2 separate regions of the Homo sapiens genome follow, and region 1 is linked to region 2. Evidence: chromatin loops called from intact Hi-C (ENCODE). Cell type or tissue: sigmoid colon. All regions are shown on one strand.

Evidence for each region. Peaks named below come from ENCODE experiments on the same cell type or tissue, not always from the same donor. Only the 100,000 strongest peaks of a DNase experiment are listed, where the experiment ranks them.
Region 1: a loop joins it to region 2, with 2.6 times the contacts of the local background. A loop is called at or near these places in 3 of 110 quality-filtered maps.

Annotation. Positions count from the first base shown.
Region 1 is chr2:73,931,294-73,939,293 of GRCh38, reverse strand. It overlaps DGUOK (deoxyguanosine kinase), which reads right to left. Exons shown (of 7, transcript NM_080916.3): 2 at 272-384. Among named protein-coding and RNA genes, the nearest start is that of DGUOK, 8.4 kb to the right of the region's middle. RefSeq lists an enhancer at 1,457-1,956. In sigmoid colon, no CTCF peak of the experiment used is centred here; no DNase peak of the experiment used is centred here.
Region 2 is chr2:74,075,559-74,083,558 of GRCh38, reverse strand. It overlaps TET3 (tet methylcytosine dioxygenase 3), which reads right to left. Exons shown (of 12, transcript NM_001287491.2): 6 at 2,968-3,061. Among named protein-coding and RNA genes, the nearest start is that of BOLA3, 68 kb to the left of the region's middle. In sigmoid colon, a CTCF peak has its summit at 3,052; no DNase peak of the experiment used is centred here; H3K4me3 peaks cover 611 bases; H3K27ac peaks cover 330 bases.

The DNA.
Region 1 (8,000 bases), 140 kb after region 2:
AAAGCCATCCATGATGGTTGGACATGCTTTGGGAAACCACAAACAACAGAGGCAGTCACTTAGATAGACATATAAAAACCACAAAAATCAAAACTGCACATATTCAAACAAGTCATATCCTCTCTGGTGTATGTGGTCTGCTTTCTGGAATGAAGCTATTTTAAAAAGGATACTCAAACTGGGCTACTTTACTCACTGAGAGTAAATTAAATTATGACAATTAGATTATTCACCCATGCCTGCCAACTACCCACCACAACTAAAAACTTACTTTTTGGGTGCCAGCAGCCTGGATATTCTGCCATGTTGCTACAGGTTCTGTAGCTACGTGCCATTCTGGGTAAGTTTTCGTGAGTAACTTCACAAACGTGGACTTTCCCACAGCTGCAATGCAAATAGCATGTATTGGGATGCTTCCCAAATCAGGGCTGAAGGAGAAGGCTGCTACTAAACTCTGCCACAAACGCCCAAACTCAAGGGAACAAGTATTAGTTTTCTGAATTTCAAACTCAGCAGCCGTACCATTGTCAGACTGATAACAGATCAATTCATGCTAACCAGAACCACCATAATGAATACAGCCAATAGGGAGGAAAAATTCCTTTTAAGATTTAATTTGCAATTTCCATGTCTCAACCTTCCAGAGGCAGAGCATTTAATAACAGTTGAAAATGTAAAAGTAGATGAAATCAGCTCCATAAGTTCTATCACTTGAGTCACCATTCTATTTGTACTGTGACAGTGTAAAATTTCTAAGTTTTTCAAGACAAAAAATAAAAATGATTATAATCTCATTCATTCAACAAATCTAAAAAATATTCATGGAGTGCTGACTATGAGCTCAGGACTGTCAGGAACTGTGGGTACAATGGTAAACAAAACACAGAATGGATTTTGTCGTCACAGAGCTTGTATGGGTGATACAAACGCACAATTAACTACTAACATATTGTGTTAGGTGCTAGGAAAAAATGCAGGATGGCACTAATATAGCCCAGGAGGTCAGAGGAGACTCCCTTGAAAAAATGACATCTGAGGTAAGACCTAAAAGATGACAATTCATGCAAAGGGAGTAGCATATGCAAAGACCTGAAAGAGAGAAAGAACTTGACACACAACAATACAGAAGTTTGAGGCCCTAGAAGAAGCCATACAGTATGGCTACAGCATGAGCAAGTGATGGAGAAGTGGCTCAACATGGGTGTGGCCAGACAGGGAGTCCAGGGCCAGGTCATACAGGGCTTTGTAGTTATGGTAAGAAGACTGAATTCTATTCTAAGGGCAATGGGAAGTTAGTGAAGATTGGTTTTAAGTAGGAAAATTATAAGACTCCTTCTCATTTTTAGAAGATCACTCCACTAGCTGTGTAAGAATGGGCTGAAGCAGAAGCAGGCAGACTAGTTAAAAGATATAGCAGCTTGCCCCGAGGTGATGGCAGAGGAGTGAAAAGTAGTGGTTGTTTCGAGAAATATTTTGGAGATGAAATCAACCTAGTACCACAACATTCAAGTTATCTTTTCCCATTTATACCAATGTTTGGCCCATACCTCCATGAGCTCCAGAGACTATTCAAGAACTCTCCAGACATCTCCACTTGGGACATTCCACAAACACCTCAAAGTCAACATATTTCCTAAATGAACTAATCATCTTTCCCACCAAATTGAGCTTCCTCCTGTATCCCAGACCTCAGGGTATGAACACACCATCCACTCACTGACAGAAGTCCCTCCTCTGCCAAACCTCAGTGGCCACCAAATCCTTCTGCATTTGCTTCTACATTTTTCATATTTGTCCTTTTCTCTCCATTCCCACCTCCATGCTCAAGACCAGCCTCTTATCATCTCTTGCCTTTCTGATGCTGGCCTTGCTCTCTTCAATCCATGCTCCATACTGTGGCCAGACTGAATATGAAATAACACTGCTTACAATCTTTTGACAGCTCTCTATCGGCTAACTGGCTATAGCAAGGGCAAGCAATGGAGGAGTGGCTCAAGATGGGTGTGGCCACATGGGCAGTCCGGGGCCAGATCACATAGGGCCTTGTGGCCATGGTAAGAGGTCTGAATTCTATTCTAAGTGCAATGGGAAGTTAGTGACATCTGAGCTAAGACCTGAACAAGCTTCATGACAAACTCCAAACTCTTTAACATGGTCTGCAAGACACAAGAAGATCTGATCCCTGTGTATGCCTCTCTGGCCTTGGCTTTCCTTTAGGTAGCCTACCCTCCTGCAGGACCAAACTCCAATCATGCCATGTTCTCTTGCAAATATGACTTTGCATATGCTTTCCCATTTCCTGAAGCGCCTCCTCTCCTCACCTGACCAACTCTTACTCAATCCTCAAGGTTCTGTTTAGATGAACCTCCTGTGTGAAGCCTTTCCAGATCCTGACACCTCTAAGCTGGATTAGCTAGTCCTCCTTTCTGCATGGTTGGTATTCTGGGTGAGACTCCATCACTGCAATTGTCATTGTGTTTCTCCAGCTACAGGATGGGGCTCCTCCAGGGTAGAAAACAAATTACAACCTAATGACCTAGCTGAATGAATAAAATACACAATATATTACTAATTTCAGTTCCCTCTGAAACCTACATTTGTGAAAAATAAAAAATAAATCTTAAGACTGTATCTGGACCTCAATCTCCTCTATCAGAAGTAATCTTTCTCAAGGGAAAGAAGGGGGGCATCCTTCCACTTATGGTTACTGATTGGGGTGCTGATGTCTCAGCATAAGAACCCACACATTTAATAGATGACATTTACTACATGCCACCCCAACTCCTCTCTGAATAGGCAGGATAAGAACAAACAGCATGAATCTGTGGATTTGTACAGTCACGCTCATCTCTCAGTCCCCACCTCCACCTAACTTGTGTGTGCTTCTTCACATCTGTTCGATCCCTGCTCTTCCCACACTCCAATGAATAAATGCCCTCCCCTGCTCTTCCAGGCCTGTGTCTAAATCCTTTCCCCCAGCAAGCCTAAGGTGCCACTTCTTCAGGACTTCTCTAGCTCTGAATTCCTACCACACTGGTCAGGTGCGAAGTGGTTGAATGTGTATATTATCAGATACCTGTCTGCCCTGAGTAAGCCCTCGCTTAAAATATTTGGCCCAGATGGTCAATATTTAGATTGTAGGTTGTTTAACAAGTCTAAAATATGGTCCCTGCTATTTAATAGCTAAAAAGCTATTTTAATTAAATGAAAAGATAAACGTAGCTGATTTGTTAGATGGCTGGGATTGAACAATTGTTAGAATTACTTATATTTTTTAAAAGTTAAAAACAATTACCTTAAAAAACTGTTGCAGATGGAAAGGAAGGGCTCTGAGGTCAGACACTATTAGTTCATCTAAGAGCAGTCAGGACTCCAAGAAATTGACTCATGCAATTTAAACACATTAATTCTAGAATGCCAACAAATTAGATGTAACAGGAAATATACAGTTCCAATGACTGGAACAATAACACCTAATACTCAGGGTACTCTGTAACCCATGCCCCATTCCAAGGCTTCTGGAAAGCTAGTTTAGTAATCACAAGGCAGCTTCAGCATACAATGACAGTAAATGGTGGTGAAATGTCCTGAGAGCTGTGCCATCCATGTTTCTCAGCCTTGGAGAGCCTGGGTAATTCACTACAGGGCAGTATTTCTTAAACTAATTCCACTGGAACTGAGCTGTGCCAGGTACCACCCACAGATGTGGAATAATTACTTTAAAAAATAATTCAAAGTTACATGGTTTTATTAAAGCCAGACACAGTATAACTTTCTCAGTGCTGTGATACCTGATCATCATAGATTTTTTTTTTCCCTTCTTGCTGGGGTGTTGTTTGTTTGTTTGTTTTGACAAATGTTTCAAGATGTTCACAGGGGGTTCCTAAGAGTGGTGGTGTTTTGCTCTCCATTGCTTCAGAAGCCTCCTCCTAGTGACCAGAACACCCCTGTCTACAGAAAGCCATACTTCTTCAGCCAATCTCTTATGATATCACTATCTCAGACTTACTGCAATTTAGTTAGATCCCAGCTTAGCTGCTATCTTTCCTTTTGAGATGGGGGTCTCTCTCTGTCACCCAGGCTGGAGTGCAGTGGTGTGATCTTGGCTCACAGCAACCTCTGCCTCCTGGGCTCAGGTGATCTTCTCACCTCAGCCTCCTGAGTAGCTGTCCAGTATGTTTGACCTGTCCAATATATTGTTTGTTTATTTATTTATTTTTGAGACAGAGTCTAGCTGTTGCCCAGGCTGGAGTGCAGTGGCACAATCTCGGCTCACTGCAACCTCTGTTTCCTGGGTTCAAGCGATTCTCCTGCCTCAGCCTCTTGAGTAGCTGGGACCACTACAGGTGTGTGCCACCACGCCCGGCTAATTTTTGTATTTTTGGCAGATACAGGGTTTCACCATGTTGCCCAGGTTGGTCTCAAACTCCTGAGTTCAAGCGATCCACCTGCCTTGGTCTCCCAAAGTGTTGGGATTACAGGCGTGAGCCACTGCGCCGGGCCACTGCTGTTATCTTTCTTTCCTTTTTTTTTTTTTTTGAGACAGAGTCTTGCTCTATTGCCCAGGCTGGAGTGCAGTGGGGTGATCTCGGCTCACTGCAACTTCCAACTCCCGGGTTCAACTGATTCTCCAGCCTCTCAGCCTCCCGAGTAACTGGGACTATAAGCACGTGCCACCACACCTGACTAATTTTTGTATTTTTAGTAGAGACAGGGTTTCGCCATGTTGGCCAGGCTGGTCTTGAACTCCTGACCTCAGGTGATCTGCCCGCCTCAGCCTCCCAAAGTGCTGGGATGACAGGGGTTAGCCACATCGCCCGGCCTGTCTTTCAATATACTCTCAGTATTATGAATTTTGGAAGGTATCAGAACTTACAAGCAGCATCAAACCTTCCCTTAGGACCCTGGCCACCAGTGTTCTCTGTTGTTATATTGCCACAACCTTAAAAAAAGGTGGAAGGTACTTTCTTAAGAGTATATTACTTCAACATGTTGATTTTCATTAGCTCCACTATTCTCATTCCACAAGCTGGGACAAAGAGTTCTGTTGTTACCACTCATCTTTTTCTAAGGCATGTTTTTTTCTCCCCACAAAATTTTCTATAAACTGACAATGCCTACCATAGCTATGTAATGCTAAAATCTAGCAGCAAGATAGCATATGATGTAATACCCAAAATAACAGATCCCATTATTTTACGTCTAATACAGCTGTATTTCATAGGAGCCTATATTTATCACCTCTAGGCATTTTCATCTCCTGAACAAGATGAAAAACATGAGAAAAAAAATCCAATTCTGAAATCTTTTACCAAAATCCAACAAAGTCAGAACATATAAAACTGTCTAATGTCTTTTTTAAAAAGTCCTTCCAAAAAAAATTGAAGTCTTTATTTCAGATACTGTATTTGATGCTGCATTCATTCACTCACTCATTCAATCAACAAATGTTTATGGAGTAGCTACTCAGAGGTAAGTACTATAACTGAAATGATGATCTAGGCTGAGAGCTTGCCCTCAAGTTATATTCCAACCCCAAGACTGAGTACCCAGGATCATACAGGCTCCAAGCTTAAAGGCATTCTAGGCAAAGTTAATAAAAATCAGTCAGCAGGCTTAAAAAAAACTTAATACATTTTACTTTGATGACCTTTTTTCATGAAAAACTGTTTACGAAAAAAAAAAGGCAAAAAATTTTCTCACACCTTCCTATGATCCAAACTCATCTGCTCAGCACAAAAGACCCTCACTGATCTGACATCCCCTCCTCCCGCCTTGCCTACCAGGTGATTCAGCTTTCCACTGCCACCTTCTCTGTGAAGCCTCCTTGAACTCTCTCCAGCGCCACTTCATCTCTAGGCAGAGTTAATTACTGCCTGCTCTGGTTTACCAAAGGATTACGCTGTAATTATTTGTTCACTCATCACTCCCTCCAGCTAGACTGGGAGCTCACTTTTGAAGACAGAGACTGAACCTTTGCATCCTGAGTATGAGAACAGTGATGGAGGGAAGGAGGTGAGTCACAGGCACAGAGAATCCACTATACAGTATTTGAAATAAATAGGCTATTTTTTCCCAAGGATTCTTTGCCCAATCATTTATACTTAAAATAAGTAAGACACATATTAGTGATGTGAAGTCACTAATTTTGAATGCTGGAGGAAACATGTTATTAGGGAAGCCCTCTACTGCTTTATGTTTAAGTTTCTTGATTGAAAAGTGCAAAAGAGTTTCCTCTTTTCTGGTTGGGTCTTTGAAAATAAGGTAAAAATGCTGAGATGACTCACTGACAGTGAGATTTCATACAGCAATCTTTTCTTCAATTTACGCTTGTAATCGTAAGATAATCACAAGAAGATGATAATACACTGTAGGGATGAACAGTCTTAAAAGACAGGCTAGGTGTTTTATTTTTTAGATTTTCAGGGGTTCTAGGTACCAAGCTTTTGACTTTCAATCACACATCTTATATGGCTTCGTAAGTCATGCTAGATGCCATTAGTTGCTACTTCACTGATCAATTTTCCTTACATGCCGCTGTCTGCACCTTCAGGATCAGAATAATAGGACTTAGAGCAGAAGGAATACAAGAAAAGCCCTCTAAACATACCCAATTTTGGTCAGGACAGGGGTTCACCTTCCCTGTTCAGGTTTCCTGAATGGGTGCTCTCATTCTGATTTGCTTGAGGATGTTACCTGTGATTAGAGAAGATGATCACTCTTGATTTAAAAAGCAGTTTAATACATTCCCTGTGTGGGTACCAATGCCTAACTTCCACATGGATATCATAGCACAGGATTCAAGAATCTGGTCAGTACTGAGTACACTGGGTCAAGGCGGGGGTTAGGTGTCAGCAATACAAAGATGAACAGCACACTGAGTGGTCAGAGCCCAAGGAAGGTGGTGAATGTGCAAACAAGCTCAGCAGAACTCAAGTGCTGCAGCAGTTGTGGGTACAAAATGTTATGTCAGCCCACAGAGGAGGCAGTGACTAATTCTGTCTAGGGAGAGTCATCAGGGTGTGTGGGGTGATGAAGAGTAGTGGGAGATGAAAGTAAAAAGAGTCAGATTAGGTCCTCCCATTCCACTTCGCATCACCCTTTTCTTGGGCAATTGCATTTACTTCCAAGGCTTCACCAACTACCCCTCTACCCACCAGTCAACAACTTCCACATCTGAAATCTCAGCACCCATCTCCGGACTCTCTTGACCTCAGGCACATATTCCAATCTGTCTCAGAACACCTCTATGTCTCACAGGCACCTCATACAAAACATATCACTCTAACCTCCCCAGACCGCCTCTTCCTTTATTCCCATCCTCATGAACCTCAGTGTCACCCTCCTCTACTCCTCCTCCTACCTCACCTCCAAGTGGCCACCACATCCTGTCAATCCCGCTTCCAAAATCTCTCTGAAACCGTCACTTCTCTGTCATTTCAGTTCTTCTATTCAGGCCTGCATCTTTCCTCCCTCCAATTACTCCAATAGCCACAAAACTAGTGCACAGACTCAACTCTGTTCCAATTCATCTATTCATTCATCCAACAAACTGGATGCAAGGCACTATGGGTACTGCAGCAAACAAAATATACAAAGAAAGTGCCTGTTTTATGGAGCTTTCTTTCTCATCCTACACAATTTCCTTTTTTAAATTAATCTGGTCATGGCACACACTGGCTTCAAGTGTTCAACAGCCTCCCACTGCCAACAGGATAAACTAGCATGGTCCACAAGGCTCTTCGACATATGGCAAATCCCACCCTTCCAACCTCTTGTTCTGCCACCCTTTCACAGGTCCCTTCAACTCCAGGCACATCCAACTACTTCTCTTTCATTAAAACTGCATGTGTTAGCTAGGCGTGGTGGCACATGCCTGTAGTCTCAGCTACTTGGGAGGCTGAGACAGGAGAATCACTTGAACCTGGGAAGCGGAGGTTGCAGTGAGATGAGATCACACCACTGCACTCCAGCCTGGGTGACAGAATGAGACTCCATCA
Region 2 (8,000 bases):
CAACTCAGCCACAGGATCCTCAACAGCTCATCCAGCTTCTAGGCAGAATTCCCTGAGCACCAGACCAAGAGTAACATAACCCCCAGCAGAACCCCAACCCTGTCTTCCCACAGCTCCCACCACGGTACTTGGTTCTAACACCTGCGGCTTCCTAAGTCTGTTTTACTGTGTCCCTAATGAGCCTACAAGTACCTGCCTTCTGATCTCTGTGACCTTTACACACCAGTATGGGCAGCATCTCTGGAGTTCTTTCCCAGAGCCCATCTTGCTGCCAGGTGTTGCCTTTGGCATGCCTCTGTTGTTCTGAGCCTTCAGAGTGCAACCAGGGCACGCCTGGAATCTTCCGTATTTTGTACAGGCCACCTTAAAATCACAGATGATCAGAGGGCTCTCTGGGCTGACCCACTGCTTCCTAGGTCATCCTCTCAACACACATTTGCTGGGCACCCATGATGTACCTTGACTGTGTCCCCAAATCCTGGCCAGTCAAGTGCAGAACATGTGAGGCACACTGCTTTAAGCTGAAGGTATGGCTGGGGGCTAGGGAGAGGCTGAAACACAGGCACAAATCCTGGTTGGAAAACAAAAGCCAGGCTCTGGACACTGTACCAGGCAGGGTGGGGACATGCACAGGAGACACTGGATGCCTGCACTCACCCGTGGCCACAGAACCGGCTCCGGGCTCCTGACGCTACACTGCCACCAAGAATAATCCGTCCTTCTAAGCATCTGTGGGTCACTTTCCCTGCAGGGCAGGGAGAAGGAGCACCCAACTCCTCTTCAACTTCCAAAGGAGGTGGAACTCTTTAAACCAAGCCCTCTTACCAAAAAACATAGGGTATTTGGCAGCTGTGTAGCCAAAAGAAAACCCCAGAAATCCACCACACTAAAGGAGATGGCCAGAAAAAATAAAGCCCTCAGCACTGCCGTTTTCTTGCCACTACAATAGTTCTGTGATTGACCACCCATTTGCTCCTCCCATAAAAAAAAGTATTTCCTCTCCTTTTCTCTTCACTCATAAGACATGGGAAGTCCCACCCTCTGCAAACACTATCAGCACCTTCTATGTTCACCCACCAGGGCTCAGTGACACCCACGAGTTGTTCCCTCCTTGAATGTAACCTCCAGTTCACTGCGCCCCATGCGTCCTGCTCTGGGCATCCGTCCACAGACCCCAGAGCAATGGCATACTGAGGACAAAGTTCCTGCCCCTCCATCCTCCTGCCTTCCTCTTCCAGCCCCAGGAACTGGCCCCAGTCTGCAGGCAAGTGTGCTCTTCCCAGCCCTCAGTGGGGCCACACGAGCCCTGACCAGGACTTATCGCTTTACCACTGTAACCGGGGTCTAGAAATGCATCTTCTTTAAGCCACCCACAGGACCAGCTATTCTTTAAGGGGCCAACTGTCTTGAAGCTGGAAAAGTCTCCAACTCTACCTATGCTCCAAGATCTTCATTTTTATGTCCAAGACTTTGGAATTCCTCAATGACTGCATGAATTAGCAGGAGAAAGGGGCAGCTGTCACTCTACGGCTGACGTCTTTTCTCTGATGGGTTCTCTGGGGAGGTAACACCCCACCATGATAAGCCACATCAGACTTCTCACTGCAATGACCACCTCTCAAGAGGGTGGGGGCAGCCTGCTTCTTCATACTTATGAATACACTAAGTGATTCCAGATTCTCTGGTTGTATATAATTCTGCAATGCTGACTAAAAATTGCTAAAAATAGTAAACTTGGTAGTTCAAGTTCAGACACCTTTTATTTTCACCAAACACAAAGACACAAAGGCACAGGGTGTATACCAGGTAAAAACAGGCACATACGTCCTACACATGTTGTAGCATATGTCAGAATTTCCTACAACATGCACAGATGGACATATGCTGACAGGGGTTATCTTACCCGCCTCCCTCACAGTCAGCCACGGGTCTGTCCACCCAGCCTCTCTGCCTTTGCCCACATGATTCTCCTCACTGGGAATGCTTCCTCCCTCTCCTCAGCCTGACTAGTAACGGGCCAGTATTCATGGCCCCTGGCACGCTCACCTCGGGAAACCTAGCTTGAGCATTCCTCCTCCTCTGAACCACAGCATCAAGTCTGCCTCTCAACGACCCCAGTCTCCATGACTTTATTTCATATGTCTCTAGAGCACAAACAGCTTGAACATAGGGACCGAGCCCTCGTCTTCCACCCATACCCACTGCCCAGCACAGCGCGAGGCTGAGCTTGCAGGCACCCGAGGAACCTGGCTGCTCCTCCTCAGCACTTCTTCTGCAGAGGCAGATGCTCTGCTATTTAAAGATCTCCCTGTGGACTGGGAGGGCAAGGTCAGAAGGACTCTGTTTGGTGACTTGGGGTCTGAGTCACTGATGTTCTCCCTGTGAAGATGTCTAGGTTGCCTGGTAGGAAACTGCTTAGAAGCAAGGCAGAGGCAAGACTGGCCCACAGTGCTGCCCAGAGCCCTGGCCTCTTCCCTCAGGTTGGATCTCAGCATGCTAGCCTTCAGGTTTGTCTCTGGCTTCCAGGCAGCAGACAAAAGCACTGGCAGCTCCAGGGCACATGGAAGGGGACAAGGAGTCTGACAGTCCACAGTGGAGCCCATCAACGGGTCATGACAGCATCCCCAGTTTCCCTTCCTACCCCTCCGGCCCTGAGCCACGGGGACAGGATGAGCCGAGTGTGAAGACTAACACAGTTCCAAGGCTGACCCAAGACTCGGGGACTGGCATTTAAACAAGATGAGGACAAACAGCTGAGGCTGGGGGAAATGACCCTAACCCTGAGCCAGATTCCAGCTCTAAGGCTCCCCTGGACAGTCAACATGTTGTCTCCTACACACCCACCTGGCCCCACCCCCCGCCCTCGCCTGCTCAGCTACATGCAGCAAGGGGAACCAGGCACAGCCGTGGCCATGCAGCAAGGGGAACCAGGCACAGCTGTGGCTCTTGAGTGGGCTCAACACTCACCCACTTTGCAATGGGGCAACCGCGGGAGCTCTTTCCCTCCTTCCCCGTGTAGATGACCTTCTCGATCCGGATGGCTTTCCCCTTCTCTCCATACCTGAAGAGGGAGACAGAAGCCACCATTAGCACAGCAGAACCCCAAAGGAGAACAACTTTTGGTCAGAAGACAGCCTCAGTGTGCTTTTGTTTGAGTTTCTGGTTACCGTCGGGGGCAACAGAGAAGAAAGAGAAAGGTTTAAATGTTATTTGGTACCTAAAGGCTCTGGAGACACAGCGGCCACTTCCAGGCTTCCAGGTTCACCTGCCCCTTCTCTGCTCCCGCCCATCGGGCCCCCTCTGATCCAAGGCAGAAAGACAGCCGAGCAGAATGTCCCTGATCGTTACCTCCGAACTCCAGAAGGGAACTGAAACCAAAGGCTAAACATGGGCATTTGTATCCAGCCCTGTTAGCTGAGTCACCCTGAGAGTTAGCTATTTATAAATATAACAAATGAAATAAATGGGGGAACCCTTATTATTCTCTTTGAATAATCCCTAGATGACATTTGACCATGATGATGACAAACAGCTGAGGTTGGGGAGAAGTGGCTCTACTAAGCCCAAACGCCAGCTCTGAGGTTCCCCTGGACAGTAAACACATCTGGTTCCTGCACACGTCACCTGCCCTGGCTCCCCCACACACTCAGGGCTTCAGAACCCCAGCTCTCTAGGACTGTCTAATCAACCACACTATATTCAGAGATGGTGCAACTATGGCCCCTGGAGTTGAACTGACTTATCCAAGGCCACACAACTACAAAGAGGCAGCAGTGGTCTAAGCACAGCCCTGGACATCAGACAGACTTGGGTGTGAGTGCCAGCCCTGCCACTGTCTTGCTATATAACTGTGGCCAAATTACTAAACTTCTCTAAGCCTCAGTTTTCTCATCTGTAAAATGGAGATTAAAATGATCCCCACCTCCTGGGCTTGGTAAAGATCAAACAATAGTCCACAGGGAGTATATTATTTAAAGTGCTTTGAAGTTCCTGGCATGAGGAAAGAGTCCAATAAACAGTAATTATTTTTAATAATGTAAACGCCATCTTACAGAATCTTCTTATTTTTAACAGTTTTTTAGTTTCAGGTGCAATGTCATATCACCTGCAGATAATGGTCATTTGCCACCTATTCCCTTCTATTCTTTATAGCTCTAGCCATAAAGAAAGCACCTAAGATGGCCAGGGGCTTTCTTTTTTTTTCTTTCTTTTTGAGACGGAGTCTCACTCTGTCGCCCAGGCTGGAATGCAGTGGTGCAATCTCGGCTCATTGCAACCTCCGCTTCCCGGGTTCAAGTAATTCTCTGCCTCAGCCTCCCGAGTAGCTGGGATTACAGGTGCCTGCCACCACGCCCAGCTAATTTTTGTATTTTTAGTAAGGACAGGGTTTCACCATGTTGGCCAGGCTCGTCTTGAACTCCTGACCTCATGATCCACCCGCCTCGGCCTCCCGAAGTGCTGGGATTACAGGTGTGAGCCACGCATGCCAGGCCTGGCCAAGTTTCTGAAGGGCTGGCGGGCATCTCTGCTTCTTCCCGACTTTACTGAAAATGTTTCCAACAATTCATCACTGAGCATGAAACTGGCTAACTTTGGGAAAGCGACAGATTTCCTTACTTTGAAGGGTGCCACTAAGAGTCTCCTGTCCTAAGGATTTTTAATCAAGAATTATTTTTATAAAATATATTTTTAACACATAAGGAGACAGATGATTGAATGTTTTTTATTTGAGCAATTAACACAGCATACTATAACCTTGTATTTCTGTAATAAATTCAATTTGATCATGGCATGTTATTTTAATATACTATTTCATAGAGCATGAATGTTATCATAGCTTCTACAGTTCAGAATACACATATTCTTTATCTTACCCACTCCACTTCTAGGAATCTCCACCCCAGAAATAACCATACAAATGCACCAAGCTTTAGGAACAAGATAATTCACTGTCTCATCAACAACAGAAAAATGAAACAACTTATATGTCTAACATGAGACTGGTTAAATACATTATAATAAATTTCACAAAAAATATCAATTTTCATGCAATGAAAAACCATGTCCCATCAAAAATGATTAGGTAGAATTGTATGTACTGACATGGAAAGAAATTAAGTGGGGGGGAAAAAGCAAGCTACAGACAGTGGGTATAATGGACCACATTTGGTTTAAAACTTCTCTATATACATATTAATACATTTATCTCTGTATATATACAAATATCTTTGTAAATCCTTAGAAAATATTGAAAAATAAGCATTGAACTTTAGCGCTTTATTCGTTCTTTAGACTTTTAAAGCCTTTGTTTCATTTTTGTAATTGAAAAAGAGAACAGTTTATAATTTTTTTTTAATTAACGAATTAATTTTTTAAAACAAGCTCTTGTCAGGCCACAAACATTTTTTTAAAATGCTGATCTAAGGTTCCTCTGAGTTCCATGTTCTCTATTTCACTCAAGATCTTAGCAAAAGGATGAAAACTGTTTCTGATAATTACAACATTAAAATTCTAAGGCTCTGTTCTCTTACAGAAAGCATTTGGAGACAGGACTCAGGGGTTTATATAGCATGGTCTGGATGAAGAGGAAAAGATCACATAATGCTGCTTTTGTCTGGTTCCTGGACAACTTTCATTTCAACAAGCATTTATCAGGAAGCCACCCATAAGGGCAGGGCCTGGGCCCCTGGTGTGTCGTGGAGATCCCTGTTGGGAGAACAGCCTGAGGTGACCACACTCCTCTCGCTGAGACGGAAGCACTATCGCATTCCTCGCAGGAGGGTGAGCTGAGGACACTGCCACCACTTTCCAACCAGGACCTTCCCCACCATCCCGCCCCTGTGAGAAACATGTCCTGCAGTGAACCTCGCATTAGACAAATAAAAGGGCCAAGCACTGTCTGATCAGCTAGACTTAAAAAAACAAAAACAAAAACAAAAACAGAACTGACTGTCTCTTTGTGTTTAAAGACAGCCAATCAACTCTCATTTTAGCTCTTTCTTCTCAAGTGCCTTACTTTTTGGCCTATCATGAAGAGGCCCTTCTAGTATTCAGATTAACTATCAGACCCTCAACTAAGTCTGCATAGATAGCCTGAAATCTTATTCTAAAGGATAACTAATCATACAAGCCAATCATCTTATTCTAAAGGATAACTGGCTCTCCAAGGGTGGTCCCAGGGCCAGCAGCATCAGCATCCCCTAGAAATTTGGTAGGAATGGAACATAGATTCTCAGATCCCATTCCAGACCTGCTGGGTCAGAAACTCAGGTGGGGCCCAGTCATCTGTGCTTTAACAAACCCTCTAGAGACTCTGAGGCCCACTGAAGTCTGACAACCACTGCTCTGAGGCTTTGCCTTTTCAGGATTGTCTCTGTCACACAGTAATGAGACCAGTTCCCCCAAATCTCAGAGAACCTGCTAGTGCAGTGTTGGTTCTTTGTTCCTAGAACAAGCATTTAATGAACTCCTAGGCTGCAGAGAATCTCCTTCCCAGACAGAACACACAAGGCTCTGTGCTGTGCACCGGTCTCAGATACGAGTTTGACAACTGACTCCAATTATCTATGAAGATAAGGACCTAGGTACCCACAAAGTATGACACTCATAAATAAGTTGGGACATTTTAGGATTTGCTTTCAACCTTCCCCTCCTTTCTCCAAAATCTTTACTGGAAAAGCTAAGAGAACCAGGTTTCCCTGATTTCAGTTTACTTCCCCTCCCTGCCTTCAGCCAACTCCTGACAGCAGAGCAGTCCTGAAGAGAAAGGGTTGAGGAAGAGTCTAGGAAAAGAGACAGCCTAGACCTACCATTCACAAACTAGACCCCTACCCAGGGGATTTGCATCAATCACTCATTACTCCCCTCGTTCCAGAAAGGATCTTATGAAGATATCTATAAGATAAAACTAACAGGTGATGAAATCAGAGTAAAGGGCAAAAAAAAAAAAAGGTATGCTGGTACACAAAATACAATCAGTGGGGTTTCGTGTGTATTTTTGAGAGACAAGCCTGGAATATCTTGTTATATGAGAAATCCAAAAAAGGCTTGTTAGGATCATGTCAAAAACAAAACAAAATAAAATAGACAAAAAAAAAAAAAAAAAAAAAAAAAAAAACCCAGAGGAATGAACCTGAATAGGTTCTATGGGCCAAAGATGAGAAATTACCTTCCTCCTGATGGGGTACACAAATCTGACTCCAAGTTTACTAGCAGGCAACGTAAAGATGGAACTGCAATCTGTTACATGATTTGCAAGGTCCTTAAGATAAAAATAAACCAGTTGCTAAGGAAAAACACAAGTATTCCTGGTCTTGAGAGGAATTCCTCCCTTGGATCAGTTTCTGAAGAGTCTACAGCTGGCTGTTATTTTTAAAGAATCAGGGGGTAAAAAAAAAAAGACATATGTCAACCTTATCTTACCAAATTTCAAAGATCTCTTGATCCTTGTTTCAAAATACTTTTCTATAATGAAAAGTTGTTTAAGAGAGCTGTCTGGAAATCTTATAAAATTGTTACCCCAAAATACCCCAGAACAAAAAACCTGCCCCAGATCAAACTTGTACATTTGACTCCCCTGCAGCAAATGATAGTGTCAGGATTCCTTACAAAAATCACCGGCCCAGAAGCTGCCTGGTCTAATCTGCAAACTACAACACACAGGCATGTGAGCACATGCAGGCAAGCACGACAACACTGCACACAGCTTCAAATCTGTCTCATGCTCATGGACTCAGAAGTGCCCTCATACCAGGCTGGAATTTACAGACTGGTGAATATAAATGTTCCCAGATGGTCTAGGAAATTAACAGTGATGACTGCAGATCACTGTCCTCCATGTATCTTACCTTTTATTTATTCAGAGAAGCTGTTATAGTCATTCAGCTCAAAATCATGTTTCCTGCTACACAGACAAGAGTATCTGGCTCCTTGCCAGGCACGGTGGCTCACACCTGTAATTCCAGCACTTTGGGAGGCCAACGTGGGCAGATCACCTGTGG